Linked DNA regions of Homo sapiens: region 1 is linked to region 2. A link is a loop called in an ENCODE intact Hi-C map of the cell type or tissue named here. Cell type or tissue: chondrocyte. All regions are shown on one strand. Each heading gives the region's core, and the rest is flanking DNA. Links, peaks and the distances in the headings are about the cores only.

Region 1 (16,395 bases), core at 5,585-13,584, 440 kb before region 2:
TACAGTGTAAGAGAAGAGCACACAAGAGAGATACTGTATAGGCAAGTTTGATATACAAAGTGGGATTAAAGAAAAGTCTAGATACTTGTAGCACTGACATCATTTATCAAACAGGAATAGCAAGAACCAAAAGGCAACATAAACAATTTAAGGTTTGGTACTGGGAGGCTGAGAGAGAAGAGGCGTTAACTGAGTCTGCCTTATTTCATAACTTTTGTCCATAAGTAAGATTTTATCATAGAAATTAAAGAGACATTGCCTCTGCGGTAGCTCTGTAGCCATAATGGTCACCCTGTCTCCTGTATTTTACTTCTCTTATTCATCTTTTAGTGACAACCAAAGCATCTTAAAAGTTACATTATCCCCTTTTCCTCTTCAAGAACTTGCGATGGCTTTCATTGACTGCAGGATAAAGTCCAAACTGCTGAAGCTCACATTTAATGCCTTCCATAAAAAGAAGCCAACCAGGCCGGCCGCAGTGGCTCACGCCTGTAATCCCAGCACTTTGGGTGGCTGAGGCGGGTGGATCACAAGGTCGGGAGATCGAGACCATCCTGGCTAACACGGTGAAACCCTGTCTCTACTAAAAATACAAAAAATTAGCCAGGCATGGTGGCAGACGCCTGTAGTCCCAGCTACTCGGGAGGCTGAGGCAGGAGAATGGCGTGAACCTGGGAGATGGAGCTTGCAGTGAGCCAAGATTGGGCCACTGCACTCCAGCCTGGGTGACAGAGCAAGACTCTGTCTTAAGAAAAAAAAAAAGAAGTGAACCTGTCTTCCAGATTAATTCCTATCACATCACTCCTGGAATTGTTACCAGTCTCCATGATTCACATTCTCATTTTTTTCTATCTTTTTTTATAAACAGAAAATGCCATTACACCATGTAATTAATGTTTAAAATTCAATTATCCTTTAGATTTCAACACTGCTTACTTTTTTTTTTTGAGACGGGGTCTCACTCTGTTGCCCAGGCTGGAGTGCAGTAATGTGATCTTGGCTCATTGCAACCTCCGCCTCCCGGGTTCAAGCGATTCTCCTGCCTCAGCCTCCCGAGTAGCTGGGACTACAGGCGCATGCCACCAGGCCTGGCTAATTTTTGTATGTTTAGTAGAGATGGGGTTTCACCATCTTGGCCAAGATGGTCTCGATCTCCTGACCTCGTGATCCGCCCGCCTCGGCCTCCCAAAGTGCTGGGATTACAGGCGTGAGCCACCGGGCCCGGTCCTACACTGCTTACTTTCATAGTACCCTTCCCAGACTCCCAAAGTTGTGAGGCACCCTGGGGTGGGAAATAGCACAATTCTGGGTTAACCAAGGTGGAGATGCCAATGGAAGACACTGGCCACCACTACTCAGTGATAGCATGTCACATATTTTCCACAGTTGAACTCTCCATGTATCTTAGACAATCCATAAATCACTGAAATCATTTTCCCAGTTGGCTTGCTCAACGGCAGATGTCCCACACTGACTTCTTTGTTACCTTCCAGCCAAGCTACTTTACCCAAGGAAAAGAAAACAAAGCATACCTTCCCCAGACTTTGCCATTTTAATCTCCTGCCACTTAAATTTGTTAAACAATTCCTGTTTCTGCTTTATTTCCATACTCTCATATGCAAGTAAACGCTTAACAGATTAACTAATCAGTCCCTCTGATAAAGTTCTTATAGCCGGGCCGGGCACAGTGGCTCACGCCTGTAATCCCAGCACTTTGGGAGGCCGAGGCGGGCGGATTACCTGAGGTGGGAAGTTTGAGACCAGCCTGTCCAACATGGAGAAACCCCGTCTCTACTAAAAATACAAAATTAGCTGGGCATGGTGGTGCATGCCTGTAATCCCAACTACTAGGGAGGCTGAGGCAGGAGAATCGCTTGAACCTGGGAGGCAGAGGTTGTGGTGAGCTGAGATCGTGCCATTGCACTCCAGCCTGGGCAACGAGAGCGAAACTCTATCTCAAAAAATAAATAAATAAATAAATTAAATTAAAAAATTAAAAAATAAATAAAGATCTTATAGCCATACCTACAAGGCCAACTCAATTAGAACTGATGCTGCAGTTCCTGAGCTAGACCTGGAGGGAAAACGGGCTACTGCAAAGCACTCTATACTGTCGTATTTGCCTGTAAACCACCGACAACTAGGTCATCACAGCCACAGAATGTGTCAGACCCAGCCTCCCCACTGAAGGAGAGTTTGCCCTTGTGTAAATTTAGTAGAGGTTCATCTTTCAGTTTTCCCGCACAGATTAGGAGCTTTATGCTGTCAGGGTCACTTCCTACTGCTATGCATGTGTCAACATCTTCTTTCAGAAATTGACAACACACTGGACGCAGCCCTGACTCCAATAGTTTTGGTTTTAGCAAGAGTCGACAAAAAGAGTCAAACTCTGTAAAATACTTGAAAAGATTTATTCTGAGCCAAATATGAGTGACTATGGCCCATGACACAGCCCCCAGGAAGTCCTGAGGACATGTGCCCAAGGTGGTCGGGGTGCAGCTTGGTTTTATACATTTTAGGTAGGCATGAGATGTCAACCAAACACATTTAAGTAATATATTGGTTTGGTCCAGAAAGGTGGGACAACTCAAAGCCGGTGGGGTGTGGCGGGGGGGCTTCCAAATTTAAACATTTTCTGGTTGACAATTTGTTGAGTTTGTCTAAAGACCTGGGATCCATAGAAAGGAAATGTTCATGTTAAAATAAAAGATTGTAGAGACCAAGGTTCTTTTGAAGTCTTATAGTGGCTGTCCTTAGAGACAATAGATGACAATGATTTTCTATTCAGATATTTAAAAGGTGCTAGACTCTTAGTTAATCTCTTTAGGATTGGGAGGGCCTGGAAGAAAAGATCTAGCTATGTTAATAGAGATTATTATTATTATTATTATTATTGAGACAGTTTCGCTCTTTTTGCCCAAGCTGGAGTGCAATGGCACAATCTCGGTACACTGCAACCTCGGCCTCCCAGGTTCAAGCAATTCTCCTGCCTCAGCCTCCCACTATAAGCTGGGATTGATTACAGGTGCATGCCACCACTCTGGGCTAATTTTTATATTTTTAGTAGAGACAGGGGTTTCACCATGTTGGCCAGGCTGGTCTTGAACTCCTGACCTTAGTTGATCTGCCCGCCTCAGCCTCCCAAAGTGCTGGGATTACAAGCATGAGCCACTGCAGCTGGCTGAGATTCTTTACGGATGCAAATTTTCCCCCACAAAGGACAGCTTTGCAGGGCCATTTCAAAATGTGGCAAAGAAACATGTTTTGGGGTAAAATATTTTGACTTTCTTCTTTGTCACATGTTATGCCAGAGTCAGATGGGAAAGTAAGTCATGATATACAGGGTTAAATAAAATCCATCTGATGAGAATTTATGGTTAGTAGGGCATGACTCCCTAGACTCCTTAGATAGGAATTAGGGTAAGATTTAAAAATCAGAGCTTAGTCCTCACAAGCAAAAAATGATAGGAGGGCCGGGCACGGTGGCTCATGCCTGTCATCCCAGCACTTTGGAAGGCTGAGGTGGGTGGATTGCTTGAGGCCAGGAGTTTGAGACCAGCCTGGCCAACATGACAAAACCCATCTCTACTGAAAACACACACACACGCACACACACACACACAATTAGCAGGGCGTGGTGGTGCACGCCTGTAGTCCCAGCTACTCGGGAGGTTGAGGCAGGAGAATCGCTTGAACCCAGTAGGCGGAGGCTGCACTGAGAGGAGATCATGCCACTGCACTTCAGCCTGGGCGACAGAGCGAGACTCTGTCTCAAAATAAAAAAGGCGATAGAGGATGTGGTTTTCTGTCCAGTGTAATCACCCTTGACAGTAAGTTGAAAAGACCGCAGATTGGAGCTGCCCTGCTCGGAGGGTTTGTGCATATTTATGTTATTTGAGCTGAGAAAGAGGGGCCAGTGAATTTCCTCTGCTTAAAATTATAGGAGAGACCTAGAGAACAATTGTGTTAAAAATCATGTTTTTAACCACTGTTACTTTTTTTTTTTTTCAATTGAGCACAGCTTAGAATTCTGTTGGAAAAAAAAAAAAAGAACATCATTTTACCACCACCTCAATGTTCCTTTTCATGCTCATCATCATCATTTTTTTTTTTTTTTTGAGACAGAGTCTTGCTCTGCCACCCAGGCTGGAGTGCAGTGGTATGAGCTTGGCTCACATCAACCCCTATCTCCTGGGTTCAAGTGATTCTCCTGCCTCAGCCTCCCGAGTATCTGGGATTACAGGCGTGTGCCACAATGCCCAGCTAATTTTTGTATATTTAGTAAAGACAGGGTTTCACTATGTTGGCCAGGCTGGTCTCGAACTCCTGACCTCAGGTGATCCACCCGCCTCGGCATCCCAAAGTGCTGGGATAACAGGCGTGAGCCACTGCGCCCTGCAAGCTCCCCATTTTTAACTAGGATTTTATTTTTTATTTTATTATTTTATTATTATTATACTTTAAATTTTAGGGTACACATACACAACATTCAGGTTTGTTACATATGTATACATGTGCCATGTTGGTGTGCTGCACCCATTAACTCGTCATTTAGCATTAGGTATATCTCCTAATGCTATCTCTCCCCCCTCCCCCCACCCCACAACAGTCCCCAGCATGTGATGTTCCCCTTCCTGTGTCCATGTGTTCTCATTGTTCAATTCCCACCTATGAGTGAGAACATGCAGTGTTTGGTTTTTTGTCCTTGCGATAGTTTACTGAGAATGATGGTTTCCAGCTTTACAATATGCTCCTAGTCAGGATTAAGATCTGCCTTCCTCACATTTCAGCTAAGACCTCAAACTTTCATCAGGGTATGTTTCTTAAAAATTGATCACATAATGGAGCTTTCCTGCAAATAAAATGTTAAGTCACACCTCATTGTCTTCAAGTTCAGTTGCCGAATTGCCTGGTGCGAGGCTGAGCAGTGTGCCACTTCAACTTCATGCGCTGCTCTCCCTTTACGGTATACAAGTCATACTAAACTACTATATGCTAAAGGGAAGAAACTGGTAGAAAGTGAAAAATTAAAGGAGTGAGAGGGAAAAAGATCAAGAGGGTGAGGATGGGGAGAGATGATCTCATTCATGTCCATATATATGAATATACATTTTAACTTGATAGCTTCCAAACTTATATCCTCCTGTCTAAACCCCAGAGTCTCAGAGAGGCGTAACCAACAGTTTCCATGCAGTCTCCAGTGAATTATCTTAAAAACATTACAAAGCTAAATGACTAATGTAAAATTTCTTTTTCTTTTTCATGAATTGAGGCTTTCCTCATTCAATTCCAAGGAAAACTTTGACTTATTCCATTAGCAAGTTTGAGCTTTTTTTTTACTGTTTGGTGCAGTAGGACTTAGCTTAGATTAACTTGGTACATATTTCACCAGCGAATGCCTTATTCCTCACTTTTAGAAATCACTGTTTAAATTTTCTCCTGAATCTGGTCTTCCTCCAGTCTTCTCCATACTAATAAATAGCTGTACTTTCCATGCATCAGCTCAGGTAAATGATCTAGAAGTCATTCTTCACTTCCTTTCCTTTCCTTAATACATTTTCCTCTCCAATTCAGCTGCAAGTCCTGATGATCCTATCTCCAATATATCTCTCAAATTCCTACATTTATCTCTCTCTCTCCCTTTATTCCCACCACACCCATCCTATCCACAATCATCTCTTATCCACTATTCTTCAGTACCTCTGAAGACTTTCCCTGATCTTCTGATCTTTGACTTCTGACCTTCTGACTTTCCCACTCCACTCCATTCTCCTGTAGCATTGAGAGTCATTGTCTTAAAATTCAAATTGCATCAAGTGACTTATTTAAAATCCTTCCACAGGCCAGACGCAGTGGCTCATGCCTGTAATCCCAGCAGTTTGGGAGGTTGAGACAGATGAATCACCTGAGGTCAGGAGCTGGAGATCAGTCTGGCCAACATAGTAAAACCCCGTCTCTACTAAAAATACAAAAATTAGCTGGGTGTGGTGGCTCATGCCTGTAGCTCCAGCTACTTGGGAGGCTGAGGCAGGTGAACCACTTGAACCCAGGAGGCGGAGGTTGCATTGAGCCGAGATCGCGCCACTGCACTCCAGCCTGGGCAACAGGAGGGCAACTCTGCAAAAAAAAAAAAAAAAAAAAAATCCTTCCACCGCTTCTCAATACATGTAAAATATAGTCCAGACTTCTGGTCCGCAAGGTCTCTCTCCTTCCTCTTGAACTTTGTTTCCTGTAGCTGTCTCCCTCGCTCCCTGTAATCAGCTACTCTACTCTCTCTCTCTCTTTTTTTTTTCTTTTTGACAGAGTCTTGCTTTGTTGCCCAGGCTGGAGTGCAGTGGCACTATCTCAGCTCACTGCAACCTCTGCCTCCTGGGTTCAAGCAATTCTCCTGGCTCAGCCTCCAGAGTAGCTGGGACTATAGCCGTGTGCCACCACACCCCACTAATTTTTGTATTTTTAGTAGATATGGGGTTTCACCATATTGGCCAGGCTGGTCTTGAATGCCTGACCTCAAATAATCCACCCTCCTTGGCCTCCCAAAGTGCTGGGATTATAGGCGTGAGCCACCGCACCCAGCCTCTACTCTTTTTCTTTTTCTTTTTTTTTTCTTAAGTTTCCCAGATTTACCAAGGCTTTTCTTATCTTTGAAAATGCTTTTCTTTTACTTTGCTTCTCCCAAGTATCCTCTACCCTCTCCTATCTGTTGTCCCCTTTCAGTCTTTGTTTAGCTCTTTGTATTTATAAATCTGCTACTATTTTATCTTGGTTTTTCTTAATATTCCTAAAAATTTAACTCTGTGAAGATATAAACTCTGTGAAGACCCAGAGGCAGAGGCCCTGTTTGTTTTGCATGCTCTACACTATTCTTGGTACAAAATTTCTTTTCTTTCTTTCTTTTTTTTTTGTTTTTGGAGACAAAGTCTTGCTCTGTTGCCCAGGCTGGAGTGCAATGGTGCGATTTCGGCTCACTGCAACCTCCGCCTCCCTGGTTCAAGCGATTCTTCTGCCTCTGTCTCCTGAGTAGCTGGGATTACAGGCACGTGCCACCACGCCCAGCTAATTTTTGTATTTTTAGTAGAGACGGGGTTTCACCATGTTGGTCGGGCTGGTCTCGAACTCCTGACCTTGTGATCCGCCCTCTTCGGCCTCCCAAAGTGCTGGGATTGCAGGCATGAGCCGCCGTGCCCAGTTGGTACGTAATTTCTTAAATCATACTTGCTGAACACACATAAAACCTGTTAAATGATTGTAATGCAAGCACAACTCAAATTATTTATTTATGTATGTATTTATTTATTTATTTATTATTTTTTTTGAGATAGAGTTTTGCTCTTATTGCCCAGGCTAGAGTGCAGTGGCATGATCTCAGCTCACTGCAACCTCCACCTCCCAGGTTCAAGCGATTCTCCTGCCTCAGCCTCCCGAGTAGCTGGGACTACAGGCCCGCACCACCACGCCCGGCTAATTTTTGTATTTTTAGTAGAGACGGGGTTACACCATGTTGGCCAGGATGGTCTGGAATTCCTGACTTCAAGTGATCCACCCACCTCGGCCTCCCAAAGTGCTGGGATTACAGGCGTGAGCCACTGTGCCCAGCCGAGCCAGTGTTTAAAGAGTAGATGTGAAGAAAGTTAAAAAGGATTTTAAAAAATTGAGAACAATAATGATGGTGATGGAGGTGATTAACAGATGTATTAGATTCAGTATAGAAAGAATTGAGGCCAAAGGGGTACAAATAACTAGTGACCAAATGGGGGAGTTACGGGAGTGAGAGACTCCATGTGACTGAGGAGCAGCACATGTGAAGCAGATGAGGAAAAGGCACACTATGGGATGGACACAGGGGACAGGGTAGTAGCATGTCATGGTTGGAAGTGATTCTATATTTCAAATAAGGTGGTAGGGGCTAGGGAGTGGATGTGGGGAAGAGAGATTCCTTTAGGAATAGACATTATGTCTTATCCTTTAGGATAAGACATTATAGGCAAGATTTCCCCCAAGATATTCTAATGCCAATGAACATTTTACCTTTGCCAAGTCTGTGATGTCCTGGTGCCTTAATAGAAGAGCCTAGAATGTCTTTTGGAATGTGTCTTTGATGACTAAATGACTCATTTGGCAGCAGTAAAACAAGGTCCCTTCAGGCGCTATTAGCAATTCATGCATTTCAATAATTCCCAGAGCCAATTTGTTAAATGACTCAGGATAATTTCAGATCCCCAGCAGGTTATACTCAGAACATTTTTCCCTCCGGGCTGAGTGAGCATTCCAAGAATGTAGTTAACAAGGAGCTGCATAATCAGCCAATTCTTGGCTCTGTGTTGCCTCCTTGAGTTCTGGAGTTAATTAATTGCCTAATAAACAATTAGTTTTCTCAAATATTCCTTACCTCTACCCAGAACATATTACGAGGAATCACTTATATCTGTTGCTGTTTACCGCAATCAACAAGTATTTATTGATAAAAACAAAGCCATTTCAGGTGTGACAACAGTAACATAGTTGGCAAAAAGATAAATGGGAACATGGCTCTCAGATAAGTCATAGCAGGCAAGGGAAGGTTAGAAGACAGTAGGAAGAATAACATACATATGCATAACACTTTACAAATCATGCCACATATATTTAGCTTCTTTGATCTTCACAAAAACCTTCTGAGGTGTTATTATTTCCCATTTTTTAGGGAAAAAACGGCTTTAAAGATTTCAGGCCAGGAGCAGGGGGTCAGGCCTCTAATTCCAGCACTTTGGGAGGCCAAGGTGGGCGGATCACCTGACGTCAGGAGTTCTAGACCAGACTGGCCAACATGGTGAAACCCCCTCTCCACTAAAAATACAAAAATTAGCTGGGCACGGTGGCAGGCAGCTGTAATCCCAGCTAGTCGGGAAGCTGAGGCAGAAGAATTGCTTGAATCCGGGAGGTGGAGGTTACAGTGAGCTGAGACCATGCCATTGCATCCCAGCCTGGGCTACAAGAGCAAAACTCCATCTCAAAAAAAAAAAAAAGGATTTCAGTGACTTTTCTAAGGTGAGTAGTTTTTCCCTAAATGTGCGTCACTTCCTCGATTTTCCAATAATAATACTTTGGGAGGTGGTATGTTTTGTGGATAGATTAGCACTGTGCTGCGGCATGGTCCATGGGAAGCATCTCAACCAGGCTTAGTTCAGCATTTAGTTTTTGCTCCAAGAACTCGAGAGATGTGCAGATAGGCTCAAAGGAGAGAGTGTGTTTTCCACCATGGCTCCTCTAGGTGGCAGTGAGGGCCACCACTAGAGACTAGCGTGTGTCACTATAGAGGTGTTGTGGCTTTAAGTGGTCCAGGCAAAACAGGAAAGAAGTAAAGCAACACTATTCCTTTAGAGTTAAAACAGGGTGCAGGTATACATGCATGTGCGCACATATATGTGTTTGCAGTGCGGAGGAACTGAAGAATTAATCCAACTGTGACTGCACAGTATGGAGTTTTTCATACTGCTGAGGGGTAGGACCAGAGAGAAAGAAAGACTGATATTTGGCACTTAAATACTATACTGTGTTCTCTTTGCCCATATCAGCAATGCCATCCCTAGCTTTTAGATATCCGAGTGGGTATGTTGTGCTGTCTAAGATGATCATTGTCATTCGGTGTAAAATCGATTGCTGTCTCAGGAGGAAAGATGCATGCATTCAGTGCATTAATGTCGATGGCTGTGCTGACACTGTTGTCTTTCTTTTCCAGTTAACCGCAGTGGATTCGCTGACAGAGAGAGACACAACTTGCAGTATCATGTGGGTACAGGAATTCTATATGCACTCAATAGTTAAAGGAATTCAAGACACCTTGATGCTTTCCTGGTTTAGTAGTAATCAGTGTGGCTAGAGATTACTTGCAGATTTTGGCCATTGGATACAAAATTAGAGTTCCCAATTAGAGCATTCTGTATCGGAAGATATAAAGGCCTGTGAACGAAGAGTAAGAACCATCTTTCCCATAGAATGATGGTGTTAGATGCCATCTTAAAACTTCTGAGGGTTAGAAAAGTATGTGTTCCATTTTCCCACAGACTCTGGACATCACTCCACTCCTATTTATAAAATGACAGCTCTCATCAGTTCCAAGAGTCAACTATTCGAGTCGACTCCTTCTCTGTTGGAGGCAGCTGCTTTTCTTCAGGTACTGGGGGTAGATCAGGTGCTTTCTGCCCGCACATGGCTACTGTGAAGCGACTCATGTGAAGAGCTTCTTCATACCCTGGGAGGGTGTCCAAAGAGGAGGGCAGCTGGCCCAGGGAGCTGTGGGAGTGAGCCACAGCCAGGATCCTCCGAGCTGCAGGGCCAAACACCGACTGCAGAGCTGTGAAGAAAGAAGGAACAGAGCTAAGAAACTAAGGGAAACAGGACACCCTCAGACAGCAGAGACTTACTTCACACTTAACTGTCGCTTCATTTTTTACAAGTATCCAAACTCATTGTCACTCCTTGCCCCAAATTTTATGAATATCCTTTGAAGCATGTTTACAACCCAGCTTCCTGCTCTGCTAGAAGGACCTGTTTTCTCTGGTAACCTCAAATAATCTAAAGAATGTTTCTGTATCTCTCTCTCTCTCTTTTTTTTTTTTTTTTTTTGAGACGGAGTTTTGCTCTTGTTGCCCAGGCTGGAGTGCAATGGTGGATCTTGGCTCATTGCAACCTCCGCCTCCTGGATTCAAGTGATTCTCCTGCCTCAGCCTCCCAAGTAGCTGGGATTACAGGCGCCCGCCACCATGCCCAGGTAATTTTTGTATTTTTAGTAGAGACAGGGTTTCACTATGTTGGCCAGGCTGGTCTTGAACTCCTGACCTCAGGTGATCCACCCGCCTTGGCCTCCCAAAGTGCTGGGATTACAGGAGTGAACCACCACACCCAGCCAAGAATGTTTCTGCATCCTGCAACTCAACCCTGCCCTTTCCCCTTTCAGACTTAGATCCCTTTCCCCCAGCCCCCGATACTATAGACTCCTTAGGATTATTTATTTTTACCTCATCTCTTTTCTTTTTTTTTTTTTTTTTAGACAGTGTCTCACTCTGTCACCCAGGTTGGAGTGCAGTGGCACAATCTCGGGTCGCTGCAACCTCCACCTCCCAGGTTCAAACAATTCTCTCCTGCCTCGTCCTCCCGAGTAGCTGGGATTACAGGCATGTGCCAACGTGCCTGGCTAATTTTTTTTTTTTTTTTTTTTTTTTTTTTTTTTTTTGAGACGGAGTCTCGCTCTGTCGCCCAGGCTGGAGTGCAGTGGCGCGATCTCGGCTCACTGCAAGCTCCGCCTCCCGGGTTCTCGCCATTCTCCTGCCTCAGCCTCCTGAGTAGCTGGGACTACAGGCGCCCGCCACCACGCCGAGCTAATTTTTGTATTTTCAGTAGAGATGGGGTTTCACTGCGTTAGCCAGGATGGTCTCGATCTCCTGACCTTGTGATCCACCCGCTTCGGCCTCCCAAAGTGCTGGGATTACAGGTGTGAGCCACCGTGCCTGGCCAACAAAAGTGCCTGGCTAATTTTTGTATTTTTAGTAGAGGTGGGGTTTCACCATGTTGGCCAGTCTGGTCTCAATCTCCTGACCTCAAATAATCCACCTGCCTCGGCCTCCCAAAGTTCTGGGATTACAAGCATGAGCCACCATGCCCAGTTATCTTTTTTCTTTTTCTTTTTCTTTTTCTTTTTCTTTTTCTTCTTTTCCTTCCTTCCTTCCTTCCTTCCTTCCTTCCTTCCTTCCTTCCTTCCCTCTCTCTCTTTCTTTCTTTCCTTTTTTATTTTTTGATGGTGTCTCACTCTGTAGCCCAAGCTGGAGTGAAGTGGCGCCATCTCGGCTCACTGAAACCTCCGCCTCCTGGGCTCAAATGATTCTCGTGCCTCAGCCTCCCGAGTAGCTGGGACTACAAGCCCGTGCCACCACGCCCAGCTAAATTTTGTACGTTAATAGGGACGGGGTTTCACCATGTTGCCCAGGGTGGTCTCAAACTCCTGAGCTCAGATGATCTGCCCGCCTTGGACTGAGCCACCGTGCCCAGCCTTGGTTATCCTTTTTTCCTAAGATGACAGTGAGAAAGGGGAGGTAGGAAAGGTGAACAGCAACACATCATATCATTCTATTTTGTTGTTGTTGTTGTTTTGAGACAGGGTCTTTCTCTGTCGCTCACCCAGGCTGGAGTGCAGTGGCACGATCTCGGCTCACTTCAACCTTTGCCTCCCGGGTTCAAGCGAGTGTCACGCCTCAGCTTCCCAAGTAGCTGGGATTGCAGGTGTGTGCCACCATGCCTGGCTAGTTTTTGTATTTTTAGTAGAGACGAGGTTTCACCATGTTGACCAGCTTGGTCTCGAACTCCTGACTTCAAGTAAGCCACCTGCCTCAGCCTCCCAAAGTTCTGGGATTACAGGCATGAGCCACTGCGCCCAGCCATCACTCTCTTTTCAAAATAAATATCCACATTTTGCCAGCTGGTGTTCTGACTGGTACTTGCTCCTCAATTTTAGGAAAGAGCATAGTCCAGGCACAGTGGCTTATGCTTGTAATCTCAGCATTTTGGGAGACAGAGGCAGGTGAATCATGAGGTCAGGAGTTTGAGACCAGCCTGGCCAACATGGTAAATTGTCTCTACCAATAATAAAAATAAACAAATAAATAAATAAAAATTTAAAAAAATATAGCCTGGTGTGGTGGTGGCTGCTTGTAATCCCAGCTACTCAGGAGGCTGAGGCATGAGAATCTCTTCAACCCAGGAGGCGGAGGTTGCAGTGAGCTGAGATTCCCACCACTGCACTCCAGCCTGGGCAACAGAGGGAGACTCCGTGTCAAAAAAAGAAAGTAACCATTTTGGCCAGGCATGGTGGCTCACGCCTGTAATCCCAGCCCTTTGTGAGGCGGAGGCAGGTGGATCACAAGGTCAGGAGTTTGAGACCAGCCTGGCCAAGATGGTGAAACCTCGTGTCTACTAAAAATACAAAAATTAGCCAGGCATGGTGCAGGTGCCTGTAATCTCAGCTACTCTGGAGTCTAAGGGAGAGAACTACTTGAACCCGGAAGGCGGAGGTTGCAGTGAGCCTGAGATTGCACCACTGCACTCCAGTCTGGGCGACAGAACAAGACTCCATCTCAAAAAAAAAAAAAAAAAAAAACCGTCATGGAAAGAATAGAACCACAGAAGAAAAGGGAAAGTGTCTTATAATCATTGAGAAAATGTTAAGGCTAAAATTTAGTGTATCAAGCCTTGAAGAATAAAGAACTGAAAGTACATGTCATTAATTTCTTTAAAAATATAAAATAGTATAGATAATAGAAAAAGTAGATTTCACAAAATCCAAGACGTTTTGAAAAAGGCATCCGTTTGGAGTTCAAAATAGTTTTTAGCAAAGTAACTATTTATAAACTGGCTAATTCTTCCTATTCAATATTTCCAATAGCCTCCAATATTTCACTTCTTTCTTTATCATGAGCCAGACAGACCCTTGAGAACACAGCTTCAGTGACAGCCCAGGTCACTGCACCATCAGGCTTCTGGGAATGGAAATTATTGTGAGTCCTGGAATCTTTAATATTACTCGATCAGTGGTTCTACACCTTTGCACCCTTTTCATTATTCCCTTAAATTGGGTCCTCCTCCCAGGTTAAAAGTTCAGTGTACTCACATGTGATAGTGCTCTGGAGAGTGCTGTCGTGATCGAAAGCAATGACGGTCACTTCACAGGGTGGTGGGCCCCCATCTTCCCCATTTTGCTGGCGGCTCAGACAGCAGCAGCGGAAGCACAGGGACGTCAGGCCACACAGGAGAAGCAGCGCGCCAATTACCACTAGCAACCTGCAAAAGCCCACGGGGCGAGTGGGAGCTCTGGGATCTGGCTTTTTTCCCAGCTCTGCTGTAACCAGTCTTTAATGTCTGTGTTTTGATTCTTGTCTAAACATTTTATAGAATAATTATAAATATTTTAATTTATAATTTTAATTTCAAGGCTTTTGCTTTATAGATACACCTCCTTATTTTGTCAGCTGCAGTAAGTCAATTCATTAGAACAAATAGTAAGACATTTAAGGTAGTTTGGGGGGCTGCTTCTTTTTTCTTTTCTGAGACAGAGTCTTGCTCTGTTGCCCAGGCTGGAGTGAAGTGGCACGATCTCAGCCTCCTGAGTAGCCAGTACTATAGGCACATGCCACCACACTCGACTAATTTTTTTTTTTTTAGACAGAGTTTTGCTCTTGTTGCCCAGGCTGAAGTGCAGTGGCACAATTTCAGCTCACCGCAACCTCTGCCTCCTGGGTTCAATCGATTCTCCTGCCTCAACCACCTGAGTAGCTGGGATTACAGGCATGTGCCACCACGCCCAGCTAATTTTGTATTTTTAGTAGAGACGGAGTTTCTCCAGGTTGGTCAGGCTGGTCTTGAACTCCTGACCTCAGATAATCCACTGTCTCGGCCTCCCAAAGTGCTAGGATTACAGGTGTGAGCCACCGCGCCCAACTTTTTTTGTATTTTTAATAGAGATGGGGGTTTCTTTATTTTGCTCAGGCTGGTCTCGAACTCCTGGCCTCAAAGTGATCTGCCTGCCTCAGCCTCCCAAAGTGTTGGGATTACAGGTGTGAGCCACCACGCCCGGCCAGGCTCTGCTTTTTAATTCACTAAAGTAATCTTCGTTGAGATATTTCTAGAACAGACTCCGAGGGAAGGACACAGTAATGGTTTGATGTTTGCGGAGGAGATGGTATTGAAAAAGGAAATCCTGACATATTGTCACATAGGTAGTGATGAAGTAATGAAATCTTACTCCATGAGATGCTAAGTAAGTAGGCAGGTTGTCATTTTTAATGGCCTTGAGGAATACAGTGTCTTTCTGGGTATTATAAGTGAAACTTACCATATATACCAGAGATGTACCCAGTCTGTGGTCAGGCAACTATAAAGAAAGAATAAAGTTTTCTACATTAAAAATATAGTCAATCCCTGTTATAACTCCAGACTCAGAAATATGAGTTACAATATGATGTGATACCTTGTTATAAATAAAGCACCATGGGTTATGTTTTTAAAATTCACTGTAGCTAGTTGAATCTTTTGCCAAATGATATGCTTTAAATAGTACTTTATACTATAGATGGCATTGTCTGAGTCATTTTGTAAATCATTATAAAACAAACTAGTGATCATTAGAAGTGTCCATAGAAAACATGTCTGTGCCTATTGCAAACATTTATGATAAAAATGACCAAGAAAGGGCCAGGTGCGGTGCCTCATGCCTGTAATCCCAGCACTTTGGGAGGCTAAGGCTGGCAGATCACGAGGTCAGGAGTTGGAGACCAGCCTGGCCAACATAGTGAAACCCCATCTCTACTAAAAATACAAAAATTAGCCGGCCGTGGTGACGCCATCTCAAAAAGAAAAAAAAAATACTAAGAAAGAACTTGGAATGCAAGTTTACAAAGAGTAACTTTGAAAATGGATGTGAAACTTAAGGCTTGTGTATATTTGAGGTCAATAAAATGTAAACATAAAGAAAATTTCAGTTATGAGTATGAAAGTCATACAATCACATTTGTAATTTATCTTTTGCAAGCTGTTGCAACACTCCCACTGAGAATGTAGGAAAAAAAAAACTTAGTTTCTTCCTGCTATACTCTCCCAACCCTCTGACACCAGATGTGGGTGGGTGAGGATTTCCGCACACACCAGGCAAGCAATCTTCCAGCAACAGACAACAGCTGAGCGTCCTCTAATTCAATTCAATGCCAACACCACCTGCTTGGAGATAGGATCCGATCCCATAGGGTGAGGACTCAGTCCCCTAGACGGCTCCCCAGAATTCTGATGCCAATCACAATTTGTTTTGCCTGTGCTTCTGACCTACTGGTTATAAATTGGGGGTTCCCTGACTCCCTCTTGAGGTTGCGTTAATTTGTTAGAGCAGCTCACAGAACTCCGGGAAACACTTACTTACATCTACAGTTTATTACAAAGAATATTACCGAGGATGCGGATGAAGAGATGCGTAGAGCAAAGCATGTGGGAAGGGGCACGGAGCTTGCAGGTCTTCCGAGTGCACCACCCTTCAGAAACCACTGCCTGTTCAGCTTTACAGAAACTCTTCAAATCCATCCTTTGGGATTTTCATGAAAGCCTCATTATGTAGGCGTGATTGATTAAATCATTGGCCATTGATGATCAACTTAAACTTCAGCCCCTCTACTTTCCTTGGATGTTGAGGGGTGAGGCTTTAAGCATTCTGCATTGGTCCTTCCAATGACCAGCCCCATCCTAAATCTACCTAGGGGCTGCCAGCCACCAATCAACTCATTAGCATGCAAAATGATGCTACTTACTTTGGGGATTTTAGAAGTTGTATGCTAGGAGATAGGGACAAAACCAAATATATATTCTCACAATATCACACCCACC
Region 2 (16,395 bases), core at 3,698-11,697:
ATTTTTATTCTAAATCCTTCCATAGAAACACTGCTTGTTGGGAAAAAAAAAGGCTTTTACTTTGTTTCACCATTGTACAGAGGGTAAATGAAATAACTTTCGCTGAATATTTGGTCTATAATACTGTTACATTTCCTCTATTATTTTAACATCTTTTGAAAAATTCAAATTTTTACTGTTCATTCACATATCATTTTAAATTGAGGTTTAGTTCACATACGATGAATGCACAGCTCGTAGGTATACAGTTTAACGACTTATGACAGTGGTATAACCACAAGACCAGCAACATTTGAATCTTTCCATCACCCTAGACAGTTTGCCCTGTGTCCCATTCCAGTTAAATTACCTTTCCTACACACACAAAGGCAACTACTGTTCTGATTTTTGACACCAGAGCTTAGACCAACTATTATTTAAAGTCATGTAAATGCAAATATGTAGTATACAATCTTCTGTGGCTGGATTTTTTTTCACTCAACATTTTTTTTGGAGATTCCTTCATTTTGTTGCATGTATCAGTTGTCTTATTTTGAATTGCTGAGCGGAATTCCCTTGTATGGATATACCATAATTTGTTCACTTATTTTCCTGTTGGTGGATATTTGGATTATTTCTGGAATTTGGCTCTTAAGAATAAAGCTGCTAGGAGCATTCTTGCACAAGGCATTTTGAGAACATATTTTCATTTTTCTTGAGGATATACATAGGAGTAGGTTTGTTGGGCCATAGAAAAGGCATATATTTAATTTTATAAGAAACAGTTTCCAAAGTGTTTTTCCAATTTACTCTCCCACCAATAATATCTGAAAATTCCAGTTGCTCCACATCTGCAGCAACTTCACCAAAAAATACTGTCACGTTTAAAATTTTGTTCAGTCATTTTAATGTCAGATATTTATATAGCAATTCAATATTTTACTTTATGATATTATCCATATTTATCCCATTCACATCATTTCTCTCAAACAGTAACTACAAGGAGATTAAGGAATTATGCTAGAATTTTTTATTTATTTATTTATTTATTTTTTTAGACAAGGTCTCACTCTGTCACTCAGGTTAGAGTGCAGTGGTGCAATCTCCGCTCACAGCAACCTCTGCCTCCCAGGCTAAAGCGATCCTCCCACTTCAGACTCCCAAGTAGCTGGGAACACAAGTGCGTGCCACCATGACCAGCTAATTTTTTGTATTTTTGGTGGAGACAGGGTTTCACCATGTTGCTCATGATGGTCTTGAACTCCTGAGCTCAGGTGATCAATCCACTCACCTCGGCCTCCCAAAATGCTGAGATTACAGGTGTGAGCCACCATGCCCTAGAATTTTTTTATGTGTCTTCTGGGGCATGTGCATATTTAATAAACGTTCTTATCATCATTAAAACAAACTGATTATATACTTAGAATTTTCATAGTTACTAAGTGTATAAATCATATGTGTCAGGTAAATATTTTGGGGAGACACTTTATAATCTCATCATTATGCTTGAATTGTTTCATTTCAAGCCAACAATAAACTATTCAAATTCACTCAAAATTGGGGGTAAATTAACTTAGAAATTTCTATAAAGAGACGGGGAAATTTCATATAATGAGATAGGAAATATTAAGTTTAAATGCCTCAAAAGAATGTTGCATATTCCTATAGTACTTCTATAGTCTGCCTGAACTCATCATCAACTTTCTCCCTTCCAGATGATGCCACCAGTCCCCATTTCTCAACACGTCATGAAGGGTCCTTCCAAGTTCCTGTCCTGTGTGCTGTAATGAATGTGGTCTTCATCACCATTTTAATCATAGCTCTCATTGCCTTATCAGGTGGGTCTACACTTCATCAATTCTTTCAAAGCCTCCTAGCTGTAAGCATTCATGCCCAGCTGAAATCAATATTAGTTTAGTCTAGTTAATCAGAAACTAGCTAATTCAGAATCATCCCATGTACCATATATGGCCAATTTCCTAATCAATACTAAACATAATTCCACAATCCTTGAATAATTAATGTAATACTTTTATAAGTATTAAAAGTATCTATGATTTATATATTACTGTAGAATAAAATTGCATTTGAAAAGATGTTTACATCTAGAATGAAGGGAGCTGATTTGAATTCTGAATAAATACCTATTTAGCTAGAAAAAAATGTGAACTTCACATTCATTGATTATGGAAAAAAATCGTATCTAAAGCCATAGATTAATCAGGAAGTGGCCAGTCTTTTGTGTTTTATCTCAAAGGACACAGAATGGTAGTTCTGAATAATTAAGATTATATTTAAAAGTTCCCAGAGAGTCAGTAGTGATTTGGTATTCAATACCTCCAGCTGTACCAAGATATATTTGTATCTTTTACAAATGGGAATGTTTACCATTGTTTTGAGATATTCTGAGTCATATGTCTTTCTGTATTTTGAATTGGTTCCCTAAAAGTTAGTTACTCTCTCCATCTTTCCAGCCTAGTGCTATAAATACTGCATCTTCAAATTCTTCCGCCTCTGCATTCAGATTCAAAACCTTATTTGAAATGTATAATGCACTTTATCCTTTCTAGTCCAAAGAAATATCTAGTCCAAATTTTCAGAATTGTTCTATATTTCTGTCATTTTCTGACATTATGACCAAAAGTACATCCCCTCATCCTCATATCTCCATCCAATGATGATTAGGCACAATGGAAGATCAGATATGGTCCTGAGAACTTTCTTTCTTCATACCCTTTTCAGAATTCTACTTTTTAGCTTTTATCCTTTACTTTATCACCACCTAGCACAACATAGCATCCTAAGGCTAGTTTTGCATGCTGTGGGTATTTGGTTTCTTTTGTTACTAAAACAAAGCATTTTTCTGTTCACAGTGGGCCAATACAATTGTCCAGGCCAATACACATTCTCAATGCCATCAGACAGCCATGTTTCTTCATGCTCTGAGGACTGGGTTGGCTACCAGAGGAAATGCTACTTTATTTCTACTGTGAAGAGGAGCTGGACTTCAGCCCAAAATGCTTGTTCTGAACATGGTGCTACTCTTGCTGTCATTGATTCTGAAAAGGACATGGTAAGAATAAAAAAAAGATAAAATACTACTATTTTAATTCATATGGCTAATCAGTGCTTTCCTTCCGTTTCTAAGTGGAGAAAACAAACAAACAAACAAACATTGTACCTATTTCAGATGTAGGAAAATGTCATCCCAGAGAACCATATGATCAGCCTGAGGTCAAAATGAGATTTAATTTAATCTTTTAAATTTGATTTGATTGCTTAGCTTCAAAGACCAGAAATCCAAATATGCTGATCCTATATAGAATGAGTACATGGTCAGATAAGCTGTCATGCCTCAAGTTGCAGCTTTTGAGAAACAGGATTTACTATCTACTTCCCCAGAAGGGTGTTTAATGTAACAAACTCCTTTGTGCTTTCTTTAAGAACTTTCTAAAACGATACGCAGGTAGAGAGGAACACTGGGTTGGACTGAAAAAGGAACCTGGTCACCCATGGAAGTGGTCAAATGGCAAAGAATTTAACAACTGGTAAGTCTCCAGAAGTCTCTTTATATTCCCCAGGGTGGCATCTCAGGAAAATCACTTTCCTTTTCTCCTTTCAAAGCACTTTAAATATAAAGGCTGAGCTCTTCAAGAGCTCTAACAATCTCTTCTGAATGCGTATACTCTGGAATTCTTTAATAACAGGCTTTATTATTATTCTTTTTCTTTATCCACACTTATAATACATAAAATAAATGCTTATAGTAATTTTTCTCAGCAAACTCTAATGTGAGTAGTAGATCTGGTTAATTTGGAAATATTTCAATAATAATTATGATGATGCAACAAAAACCCATTTTCAATGTCACATTTAGTCTTTACTAATAAGACAGTTGCTGGAAAATAAATCCTTCTTACTATTTCTCAGTTTTCATCTCCACAGAATAAAGAATAGTTTCAATGCCTAATTATGAGTTTCTATACACCTGAAAGAAAATTTGCCCCAGAATTAGATACTCTATTTTCATTACCTTTAGTTAAAATACATTTAATGTTTGAAGATCATTTTATAAGTTTGCTGTTGATCATAATACTGATAAAGTATCGAGATTAAAATTCAGGTTTCTAGAAAAGGGATTCCTAATATTTGTCCTATGGCTCCATATCCACAGATGGGCTTCAGGAGCCATAAACCCCTTAAAGCTGTATGCACTAGTATGCATGGCTGTTGAATGCATACAATTTTGTGAAATTATTTATTGAAAAATCTATGAACTCAGAAATGACCAAGAATCACTTATCTGGTGCCATGCCAACCAAATGAATGGCGTGCTTTCCTCTTACTTCCATATTTTTTCTCCACATCCTATTTTTTTTTCAATTCTTGTCCATTGTCTCTACAGATTAGTCTATGATTATTTGACTTGTGTATCCCACTAAGAATTTAAAAGAAGCAGAGGTCACCATCTCCGAGTTCATTCTCATGTAACTGAATGAAAACAATGAGCTGAAAATAATTCTAAGTTTTTTTATTGTTTGACAGGTTCAACGTTACAGGGTCTGACAAGTGTGTTTTTCTGAAAAACACAGAGGTCAGCAGCATGGAATGTGAGAAGAATTTATACTGGATATGTAACAAACCTTACAAATAATAAGGAAACATGTTCACTTATTGACTATTATAGAATGGAACTCAAGGAAATCTGTGTCAGTGGATGCTGCTCTGTGGTCCGAAGTCTTCCATAGAGACTTTGTGAAAAAAAATTTTATAGTGTCTTGGGAATTTTCTTCCAAACAGAACTATGGAAAAAAAGGAAGAAATTCCAGGAAAATCTGCACTGTGGGCTTTTATTGCCATGAGCTAGAAGCATCACAGGTTGACCAATAACCATGCCCAAGAATGAGAAGAATGACTATGCAACCTTTGGATGCACTTTATATTATTTTGAATCCAGAAATAATGAAATAACTAGGCGTGGACTTACTATTTATTGCTGAATGACTACCAACAGTGAGAGCCCTTCATGCATTTGCACTATTGGAAGGAGTTAGATGTTGGTACTAGATACTGAATGTAAACAAAGGAATTATGGCTGGTAACATAGGTTTTTAGTCTAATTGAATCCCTTAAACTCAGGGAGCATTTATAAATGGACAAATGCTTATGAAACTAAGATTTGTAATATTTCTCTCTTTTTAGAGAAATTTGCCAATTTACTTTGTTATTTTTCCCCAAAAAGAATGGGATGATCATGTATTTATTTTTTTACTTCCTCAGCTGTAGACAGGTCCTTTTCGATGGTACATATTTCTTTGCCTTTATAATCTTTTATACAGTGTCTTACAGAGAAAAGACATAAGCAAAGACTATGAGGAATATTTGCAAGACATAGAATAGTGTTGGAAAATGTGCAATATGTGATGTGGCAAATCTCTATTAGGAAATATTCTGTAATCTTCAGACCTAGAATAATACTAGTCTTATAATAGGTTTGTGACTTTCCTAAATCAATTCTATTACGTGCAATACTTCAATACTTCATTTAAAATATTTTTATGTGCAATAAAATGTATTTGTTTGTATTTTGTGTTCAGTACAATTATAAGCTGTTTTTATATATGTGAAATAAAAGTAGAATAAACACAATGGTTTCCAAGAAAGTTCATTCCTTCAAAATACATTAAAAAGTATATACTATATGAGAAAGCAGAAAACAGTTACTATAACTTAGGAAAAAATCCCATGTAGAGTAAAACCCTTAGTTTTATAATAGCTTATACATATCAAATTGTTTTCATATGCTTATATGCTAAAGGGTGTATGTATCCATATCCATTTTTCTGTATATAGCAGATGCTCTGTAATAATTACTCCTCATAGTCAATGCTCTGAAAGTATCTTGTTCAATTCTGAGGTGCTACATACACTTTAGTTATTTATGTAAAATAATTCAATATATAGAAAAGAGGCATAATCTTCATGGGATATTTCAATCAGCAAAAAACTCAATGATGTAGTTTGGATGTGTGTCCCTGCCCAAATCTCATGTCGCATTGTAATCCCCTTTGTTGGAGGTGGGGCCTGGTGGGAGGTGATTACATCATGGGAGCGAATCTCTCATGAATGGTTTAGCATCATCCTCTTGATGGTCTCCTTGCACCTGAGTGAGTTCTCAGGAGATCTGGTCTTTTCAAAGTGTGCAGCACTTTCTCTCTCTCTCTCTCTCTTTCTCTCTCTCTTTCCTGCTTTCTCCATGTGACATGCCTGCTCCCACTCCACTTCACCTTCCAACATACATAAAAGCTCCCTAAGCTTCCGCGGAAGCTGAGCAGTGTCAGCATTATGCTTGTAAAAACTGCAGAACCGTAAGCCAATTAAGCCTTTTTTCTTTATAAATTACCCAGTCTCAGATATTTTTATAGCAATGCAAGAATAGCCTAATACATTTGATTACCTTCAAAATTGTTTTATAAATGTAATTTGCAATATTCTTCTCTGCTTGTTGGAAATGTATGATGTGTATGGTATCTCTAAACTATTGGCAAACGGCAAACAGAAATGTGGATTTCAGACACTGCTTAGTGAAAAATAATGACCTCTGTGCTCCTGAGTTCCCACAGCTGTGGGAAAAAAGAAACAAGCAGCCTCCTAGCGGTAATATTCTATCATTACCAACAATCTACTCCCGAGTCATCTTAGAAAACAATGTCTTGCGATTAATATTTTAGTTATAACATATTTTTATGTGCATAAATCTAATCAAATTATGAAAATTGAGAGCAAGCTTAAAAATATTTCTATATTAGTATGACACAATTTTTAAGTCATTGAATACTGACTGTATCACCTAACAATTCAATGAATTTTATCATTTTTACAAATAATTTTATTGAATCCCTATAATTATGTGAAATGAGCAGCTGATGTATTTCCCTTTCCAGAGGAAGAAGTTGAAATTATGTTGAAAAAGCGACGCAAAACACGGATAACAGAGTTATTTTTTACACATAATTTGAAGTCATTTTATTCATAAGGACAACTGTTTTCTTTAAATAGATAAAAAATATACAATTCTTAAAGGGAATAATGTTATTATTTAAAGTATGACTCTACTTGCAAGTGACCAATGACAAATATAAAAAATGGGTTTGTCTCAAGAACCCCTCCTGCCCCCGGCTAAGTCCCCTGTTACAAAAGTTGCAGTGCCATCTAGTGGTTATACGAGATTACTGCACTTCTGTTTTAAGGATCCTACAAAACATCTATGTGGAGCGTGGAGCTGCTGAGACCCAAAGCACGGGGGCCAGACCGCCCGAGTTTCATCTCTGCCACGCGCGGGCTGACTAGCTATTTTATCAGAACTCGTTCAAAATTCAGCTAAAATTAGTTAGATGTTAAATTAGTTAGTACATGAAAACAAACTTAAAACATTATCTGGCTCCCTAGTACACCATAGGCATGTATTAAATACTCATGATGATTATTAGAACTAGAAACACTATGTCTTCAAACTTCCAGTATTGGCATAAAGCCGCGTTTCTACACGACATGTCTATTTCTACGTAATATATCTTATTTGTATTTGTTTTTGGAAAGCCTTTTAAAAATTTCATTTCACAAGTTATAAGTAAGCACCTACTACTATGGTGGACACCAGAGTTAAAATACTCAGCAAATTCCGCATGGCAACTGGCCTTGTGGAATTCGTGGTCTATTTGTAAAACAAACAACAAGATGAATTGACATGGTGTGATGAATGTTATAATAGGAAAAACGTAGGGTGCTATGGAAGCATATTAAAGATATACTCCTGTATTCAAACCTTTAGCTAATTATCAAAATTTTAACTCTGTAGGCTACATTCATCTTGGATAGTTACATAAATATGTGTAAAATAAAACTATCAGTTATCCGTGTTTTGCGTTGCTTTTTCAACATAATTTCAATTTCTTCCTCTGGAAAGGGGAATACATCAGCTGCACATTTCACATAATTGTAGGGATTGGATAAAACTTTTTAAAAAGGCTAAAATGCCATTGAACTGTTAGGTGCTATAGTCAGTATTCAACTACTTAAAAATTGTATGATACTAATATAGAAATGATATTTTTAAGCTTGCTGTCAATTTTCATAATTTGATTAGATTTTGCACATGAAAATGTATTATAACTGAAATTAAAATGTAAATGATTTTTCAGGGAAAAATATTGGGAAATATATGACCAGAACGACTGCTGGTGATGGTGTAAACTGGTTTCCTTTACCCTTTGGAAAGCAGCTTGACAATACTTACTGGGGAGGGAGGGAGATTTTAAAGAAATAATCTTGGATGTGCAAGACATAACCACAAAAATGTTTATCAAAGGGATATTTCTAGTAGTGAAAAATCAGAAGCTACCTAATTGTCCAAAACCAAAGATTTAGTTAAATAAATATAATGCTCCTACATGATGAAATGCTATCCCAACATTAAAAAATAATGAAGAACATTTATGTATATGAAAGAATACTCAAACTATTATTGCTGCTAGTTTAAAATAATATATACAATAGGATTATTTCCTGTTCAATATTAAATATACAAAACATGTTTTATATTTCTATATGCTGACAGAAAGTAAAACTACTAAAGTAAACACAGTGGTTTTCCCTGAGGAGGAGGAATATAGGAAGTATTTATTTTCTTTATGTTTTTCTATAATTTTGGATCTCTTTCTTTCTTTCCTTTCTTTTTCTTTTCTCTTTTTTCTTTCTTTCTTTCTTCTTTTTTTCCTTTTTTTTTTTTTTCCGAGTCTCACTCTGTCGCCCAGGCTGGAATGCTGTGGCTCGATCTCCGCTCACTGCAGCTTCTGCCTCCCGGGTTCAAGCAATTCTCCTGCCTCAGCGTCCCGGGTAGCTGGGATTACAGGCGCGCACCACCACGCCCGGCTAATTTTTGTATTTTTAGTAGAGACGGGGTTTCACCATGTTGGCCAAGCTGGTCTCGAACGCCTGACGTCAAGTGATCCGCCGGCTTCAGACTCTCAAAGTGCCGGGATTACCCGCGTGAGCCACCGCGCCCGGCCAATTTTGAATTTTCCTATAATGAAATTATTTTATTCTTAAGAAAAAGTGTTTTCTTTAAATAGATACAAATATATAATTCTTAAAGGGAATAGTTTTATTATTTAAAGCATGACTCTACTGTCTGGTGACCAATTACAAATACGAAAAATGAGTTTATTTCAAGAACCCCTCCTGCCTGTCTTAAAGATCTCTGTTGCAAAAGCTGCAGTGCCATCTAGTGACTGTATGAGATTACTGCACTTCTGTGTTAAGTCATTGTCAAAGGACATTAAAAAATAATTTCTTGCTGGCTATAATTAACAATAATATATTGCACATTTCAAAATCGCGAAGCAAATAAATTTCAAATGTTCTCACAATGAAAAATTATAAGTATTTGATGGTGATTGATATGGTAATTAGCTTGACTGAATCATTCCACATTGTGTACAAATAACACTACATTATACCCCACAAATAGATACAATTATAATTTGTCAATTTACAATAAATTTTTAAAATATATCTTGGTTATTTTTTACACTCAAGTGGCTTGTGTGTGTGTGGATGATGATTCTTGGTTTCTTTTGTGGAAAGATGTGGCAGTCACCACTCTCTCAACACTACATTTTGTATTTTTTCTAGTTATAAAGGAAATGGCATAATCTAGAAAAGTAAAACTTAACCTTTGATAATGCTGCACCCCATTCATATTTCTCAATATTTGTAATGCCAAATTTAAAATGTAATTAAAATAATGCATGTAAAAGTGTTTCGTCTATGCTAAAGAACTACATTACCATAAGTTGACTTGCTTCCAAATTTCTAGGTTCTGAGACCTGAAGTTCACATTATTTTCTCCTTATTTTACATATACTTACCAATAACTTGAAACCAACAAACAAAAATCTGCACATTATAAACTTAAAATTACAGATTTCTAGTTTTCAAAAGACATCATGGACAGAATGACAAGTCGTCACAGAGTGGAAGACATTCTAACACGTATAATTGATAAAGGAATCTGTCTCTCCCCACCCCCATCATCTATCTATCTATCTATCTATCTATCTATCTATCTATCTATCTATCAATCATCTATCTATCTATCTATCATCTATCATGTACCTAGACAACAAATCAATAATACAATGACTGTTGATCTTAAGAAGCTAAGAGAGGCTCTCAGTCCTCAGCCAAGAAGAAAAGGAAACTTCAGCACTATAGTCGAATAAACTGGTTTTGCTAACAACCTGAAGAAGCTTTGTATTACACTTTTTTTGCATTGCTATAAAGAATTCCCTGTCCAGGTGCAGTGTATCATGCCTGTTATCCCAGGACTTTGGGAGGCCGAGGTGGGTGGATCCCTTGAGCTCAGGAGTTCGAGACCAGCCTGGACAACATGATGAAACCCAGTCTCTACTAAAAATACAAAAATTAGCCGGGCATGGTGGCATGTGCCTATCATCCCAGATACATAGGAGTTTGAGGTGGAAGGACCACCTGAGCCTGGGAGGTAGAGGTTGCAGTGGACTGGGATTGCCACTGCACTAGAGCCAGGGCAACAGAGTGAGGATGCTGTAAAAAAGAAGAAAGAAAGAAAAAGAAGGAAGAGAAGGAAGGAAGGAAGGAAGGAAGGAAGGAAGGAAGGAAGGAAGGAAGGAAGGAAAGGAGGGAGGCAGGGAAAAAAGGAGGAAGAAAGGGAGGGAAGGAAGGAAGACCTGAGGATGGGTAATTCATAAAGAAAAGAGGTTTAATTGGTTCATGGTTCTGCAGGCTGCACAGTCATGACTCTAGCACTTGCTCTTGGTGAGGCCTCAGGAACCTTACAATTATGGCAATGCGGAGCCACCATGTGAAGAGAGCCGGGGGGAAAGTGCCACATGCTCTCACCAGATCTTGCCTGAACTCACAGTGAGATCTCATTTATTACCAAGGGGATAGCACTAAGCCATCATGAGGGATCTTCCCCATGATCCAAAGACATCCCCCAAGGCTCCTCTCCAACACTGGGATTACATTTCAACATGAGATTTGGAGAGGACAAACATCCAAACTATTTCAAGCTTAAAAGCAGATTTTTCCCCAGAGCTTCCAGAAAACAACCAGGTCCTCGAATTTGGCCTTATAGGACCCTAAACAGAAAACCAACTGTGCCTGGACTTCTGAGCTATAGAAACCGCAAGATAATCATGTGCCGTTTTAAGCTGCTAAATTTGTGGTAATTTGTTACAGCAGCAATATAAAAAAATAGTATCTTTAAAAATTTTTATTTTCAGTTTGTTTCTGAGAAACAGAAATACAATTGATTCTTTTATATTGAATTTGTATCCAGCTGCCTTATAAACTCCTTTATTACTTCTAATAATTTATCGATAGATTTTCTTGGATTTTCTATAAACAGAATCATATCCATGGTAAATGTGTGCTGTATTTTTCTTTCCAAAGTTTTATAACCTAAAAATCATATTGTATCTGTTAACATCGTGAACAATGATGTTAAGTGGAAATGATAACAGTGAGTACCTTGTCTTGTTCCCAATGTCAAAGGCAAAGTTTTTAATATGCTACCATTAACTGTAATGTTTGTTCTAGCTTTGTTTACTTGTTAGGTTGACTGGTTGTTTTGGGGGGAGATGCTGAGAATAGATATTATTAGATTAAGAATTATTTCTTCTGTGAAATTAATTTTAGTTACTGTGGATTTTAGTTCTAGAGTTTCCATCTTCTCCTTTTTCAAACTTTCCAAGTTTCAGTCCAAATTCTAATATATTCATTTTATTTCCAGGAGTTCATTTTAAATATATTAGTATTTTAAAAATATTTTATGTTGTTACATTTTAAATACTATATAGGTATGTAAATTTAAGAAATGATTTATTTAAAATTTAAATATGTATTGACTTAAATCTGATTTTTTGAAATAATATTTGAACATGCTTACTTTAAAGTCTGTGTGTGATACTGCATTTTCTAGAGCCCTTGGAATTTCTTAACCACTGCCTGTTATTTCTATTTGTAACTTTTAATGTCATCTTTTCTATTTATGTACCCAGTTATTTATTTCGTGTTGTTGTTGAGTGCTGGACTTTTGTCTTAAAAAAAAGAAAAAAAGAAAAAAACTGAGGCTAGGCACAGTGGCTCACACCTGTAATCCCAGCACTTTGGGAGGCCGAGTCAGGCGGATCACCTGAGATCAGGAGTTCAAGACCAGCCTTGCCATAATGGTGAAACCCTGTCTCTACTAAAAAAACAAAACTTAGCCAGGCATGGTGGCATAAACCCGTAATCCCAGCTACTCAGGAGGCTGAGACACCGGAATCCCTTAAACCTGGGAGGTGGAGGTTGCAGTGAGCTGGGATCACGCCACTGCATTCCAGCCTGGGCAACAGAGCAAGACTCCATCTCAAAACAAAAGAAAAAAATATAGTAATTATTTGAAAACTAGAATCATGTTATATTCTTTGACCAAGATGGCCTTAATGTTTCCCTCAGACTTCTTTTTGTCTGTGAATCCATGATTTTTCTTTTCTTGGATCATTTAGGAAAGTAATTACAAATTCTTTCTCTGCTTCTTTGAAACATAAATCTTCTCCCAGCCTCTTTCCAGTTTTACAGCCCAGGAATGTCTTTCTCAAAGACCTGGGAGCCAGGCTTTTGGAATGTAACCATCAAGCGAGACAGTGCCCCTACTTCCGGCTTCTGTGGAAGCACAGGAACCTCACTTCAATGAGCTTCAATTAACAACTACCGATGACCTAATCACATTGACCAGAGTCCCCTCAACATGCTCTGGTCCTTTTCCACCAGCTCACTCCAGTATTTAAACATCTTCCCACTTCAGCATAATTGGATTCAATTACTCTCTTCTATTACAATGGTCTTGAATAAAATCTTTCTTCCCTGTTTAGTTTGTATGATGCAATTTTTCTTTGACAAAAAAAGTACCTGCAGGAAGAACGTAAATGTGCTTCTAGAAAATCATCACAGCCATTAGCAATCTACGATCAACTTTCCTTCAGTTTTAGTAATGGAAAGGATTTGAAGGTGAGTTTCACCTCCTTCAAGAGCCAATCTACTCTTAGATTAGTCTTATTCCTAGGGCAGTGTTTTTCTACCTGGGATGGGGTAATTTTATCCCTCAAAGGGTATTTAGCAATGTCTAGACATATTTGTGATTGTTCGACTTGGTGAAGGGTCAGTGTCAGGGTAGGTGAGATGGGGGAAGAGGCTGGCTACTGGCATCTACGGGATGAAAGTAAAGGATGCTGCCAAACATCTTACGATGCGCTGCACAGCCCCTGCAAGAAAGAATAATATGACTCAAAGTGCCAATGATGTCAAGATCGGAAGATTTTGTCTGGGGTGCAGCTTTTGGTGAACTAACTAGAACTATTAATTTTTTCATCCCACCCCTACTTGGAGACTGGAGTTACTCTAGCACCGAAGACTGCCAAGAGCCCTGCTTGACTCCTTAGCTTTTTCATCTGTAAGATTTTCTGTTGGAAAAGCAGCTCTTATTTCTGGGTTTCAGTTATCTCTTGGATTAGTATTGTTTTATTTTTCAATAGCATGTAATTTCATTGATGCCTTTATGATGGTTTGAGGCTGAGTGCAGTGGCTCGTGCCTGTAATCCCAGCACTTTGGGAGGCCAAGGTGGGAGGATTGCTTGAGCCCAGGAGTTTGAGGCTGCAGTGAGCTGTGATTGCACCACTGTACTTGAGCCTGCGTGACAGAGTGGGACCCAGTCTAAAAAATTAAATTAAATTAAATTAACGATTTGAAACATTTTGTCTAGACTCTCCAATTGTCCTCAGTGGAAAGAGGGTTGGTAATACCCTTTTTGTAATAAAAAAGCTATCCACACTTTTTGTAATAGCCAAATAAAATAACTTGAAGTCTCATTCTGCCTTTAAAAATATATTTTTCTGAGTAATCCTGAGAATTCTCAGAGGGTACTTAAAAACTTGTTTGTTGCTTATTAATTCTCTCTCTTAACTGTTGCTCCAGTCTGCTCCACTGGTCATATCTTGTTGATTTATCGCTGGTTCTGTATGATGTGGTCTTCAACCCACACTACTTTGCTAAGTTTTAGCACTCTTGCTCCCTGTATTATCCAAAGCACCAAAATAATAAAAGTAACAAAGTGTGTACCAGATGGCGGTAATTACAATAAGGATGATTAAAATACGACAATAATTATAACATCTCTATAGTGTTTCTATATGCCAGACACTAAATGTTTTACATATAATTCATGTAATCTCCAAAACGGCCCTGTGACTTAGATCTAATATCTCATTTAATATGTAACAAAACCAAGTCACAAATAATTGCTTTACCGGAAGTCTTTAAATTTCAGATCTACGCTTCACAGCCAGGCAATCTGACACTTTGGAAAAACATGACGTATTTTGACACTCAAAAATATAGGACGTTGGATGGGAATGGTGGCTCATGCCTGTAATCCCAGCACTTTGGGAGGCCAAGGCGAGTGGATCACCTGAAGTCAGGAGTTTGAGACCAACCTGGCCAACATGGTGAAAACCCACCTCTACTAAAAATACAAAAATTAGCCAGGCGTGGTGGCAGGTGCTTATAATCCCAGCTACTCGGGAGGCTGAGGCAAGAGAATCACTTCAACCTGGCAGGGGGAGGTTGCAGCGAGCTGAGATCCTGCCACTGCACTCCAGCCTGGGTGACAGAGAGAGACTCTGTCTCAAATTATATATATATTTAAAGCTGAATGCCTGGTTTCATTTTTGTCAAAGTTTATGGCAACTTCAATCACACAGGGCCCCCTACTGGCAGAACACCTCCTTTTCTTCCAGCTTGCACTGTTGCTGAAGCTTGCCTACTCACTTCCAGACTATTTAAATTCGTCTACTCTTTCCATAATTTCTGAGGGTGTTTGTCAAAAACACCAGGGATAATTGTTTAACTTCCGGAGGCAGCAATATAATAAAAACTGAGACAAAGAGCTGATGAAAACTTAAAAAAAAAAAAACTGGAAATGAGATGTCTATAGTAGGCTTCAAAATCTCCAACATATTTCTTGGAATCTTGAAGGTTGTGCAAAAGCACAGGGCAGTGTGAATGTCCAGGGCTGTATACAGGTTCAGGAGTTACCTGACAAGAACCTAAGCTCTCACCTCTGGCTGACCTCGAAGCTCAGCCTGTGCAGTGTGAATGTACAGGGCTGTAAACAGGTTCAGGAGTTACCTGAGAAGAACCTAAGCTCTCACCTCTGGCTGACCTCGAAGCTCAGCCTGTGCAGGAAGTGAAGGAACAGCACAGCGAACTGCTTGCTGAGGGTCCAGGGTGTGCCCCCAAGTGCACGCAAAGTCTCTCAGCAAAGAATGGGAGAGTGAGAGTTTTCAAACTCATGAATCGGTTTAAAAAGACAGGCAACAACAAATGTTTAAGTGAGAAAAAGACTACAGAAGTGATTTCCCAGAAAAAGGACACCAAAATGGCAAAAAAGCTTATCAAAACACTCAAATTCGTCATCAGAGAAATGAAAAAACTTAAAGGAGTCACTACACACCAACTAGAATATCTAAAATTTTTAAAGAAATAAACAGAAATAAAATCTGAGAATACCAAAGGTTGGTGAGAATTTAGATCAACTGAAATGTTCATAAACCTGAAGGAAGTTCAAATTAATAACCATCTTAATTTGGTCATCTCTACTAAAGCTGCACATCAGCATACTCTGTGAACCAGGAATTCCACTCACTCGTTAATAGAAACAAACATGTATGTGCACCCAAAGACAGGAATCAATATTCATAGCAGTTTTATTCATAATAGCCCTGAATTGGAATCAGATGTCCATCAACTATAAAATAGATAAATGTTGCAGCATCCATACAAGAAGCACTATACCCGTTACACATGCAAAAACACAAACAAATATCAGAAACCTACTGATAAGCAAAGAAGCCAAACATAAATGATCACGAGATTGTGTGATTCCATTTGTATGAAGTTTTTTAAAACCCTAGAATGACAAAGACAAACCAGCCTAACACAAATTGCTGCAAAACCTGAAAATGCTTCTTCACCGCCCATTTCAGTGTGGTTAGACCACTGATTCATCATCTCTGTTTCTTAGTAAAACTAAATGCTTATTTATGTCAATGTAACATCTTATTTCAAGTGGCACTTCCTCTCTGATGCACCTGTGGGCTGCGGTAAAATCTCATGCGTGCTCTGTTGGGGCATTTTTGTTTTGTATATCAATTGTCAGTAAATTACTTACTTATTGACATACTAGAAAATCAGCTCCCTGAAGGGAGGACATCATTTTTAATCTCAACTTCCAGTTTCAGGGAAAGCAATATAGTTTAACCATTGTATTTATA

What was found. A loop is a pair of places that touch in the nucleus more often than their neighbours do. Peaks named below come from ENCODE experiments on the same cell type or tissue, not always from the same donor. Only the 100,000 strongest peaks of a DNase experiment are listed, where the experiment ranks them.
Region 1: it touches region 2 in a loop (4-fold over the local background); 12 of 110 quality-filtered maps call a loop at or near these places.

The regions. Positions count from the first base shown.
Region 1 is chr12:10,183,834-10,200,228 of GRCh38, reverse strand. TMEM52B (transmembrane protein 52B) reads right to left here. Exons shown (of 5, transcript NM_001384896.1): 3 at 14,861-14,899; 4 at 13,640-13,809; 5 at 8,425-10,333. The coding sequence ends at 10,089. Among named protein-coding and RNA genes, the nearest start is that of TMEM52B, 13 kb to the right of the region's middle. RefSeq lists silencers at 3,666-3,715, 3,752-3,952. In chondrocyte, for the core only: CTCF peaks have their summits at 9,049 and 9,262 (motif pointing right); no DNase peak of the experiment used is centred there.
Region 2 is chr12:9,741,719-9,758,113 of GRCh38, reverse strand. CD69 (CD69 molecule) reads left to right here. Exons shown (of 5, transcript NM_001781.2): 2 at 1,695-1,817; 3 at 2,853-3,052; 4 at 3,424-3,527; 5 at 4,525-5,628. The coding sequence ends at 4,633. Among named protein-coding and RNA genes, the nearest start is that of CD69, 11 kb to the left of the region's middle. RefSeq lists a silencer at 6,567-6,646 and enhancers at 7,107-7,401, 14,745-14,814, 14,835-14,904. In chondrocyte, for the core only: CTCF peaks have their summits at 6,943, 7,181 (motif pointing left), 9,258 (motif pointing left) and 9,533; no DNase peak of the experiment used is centred there.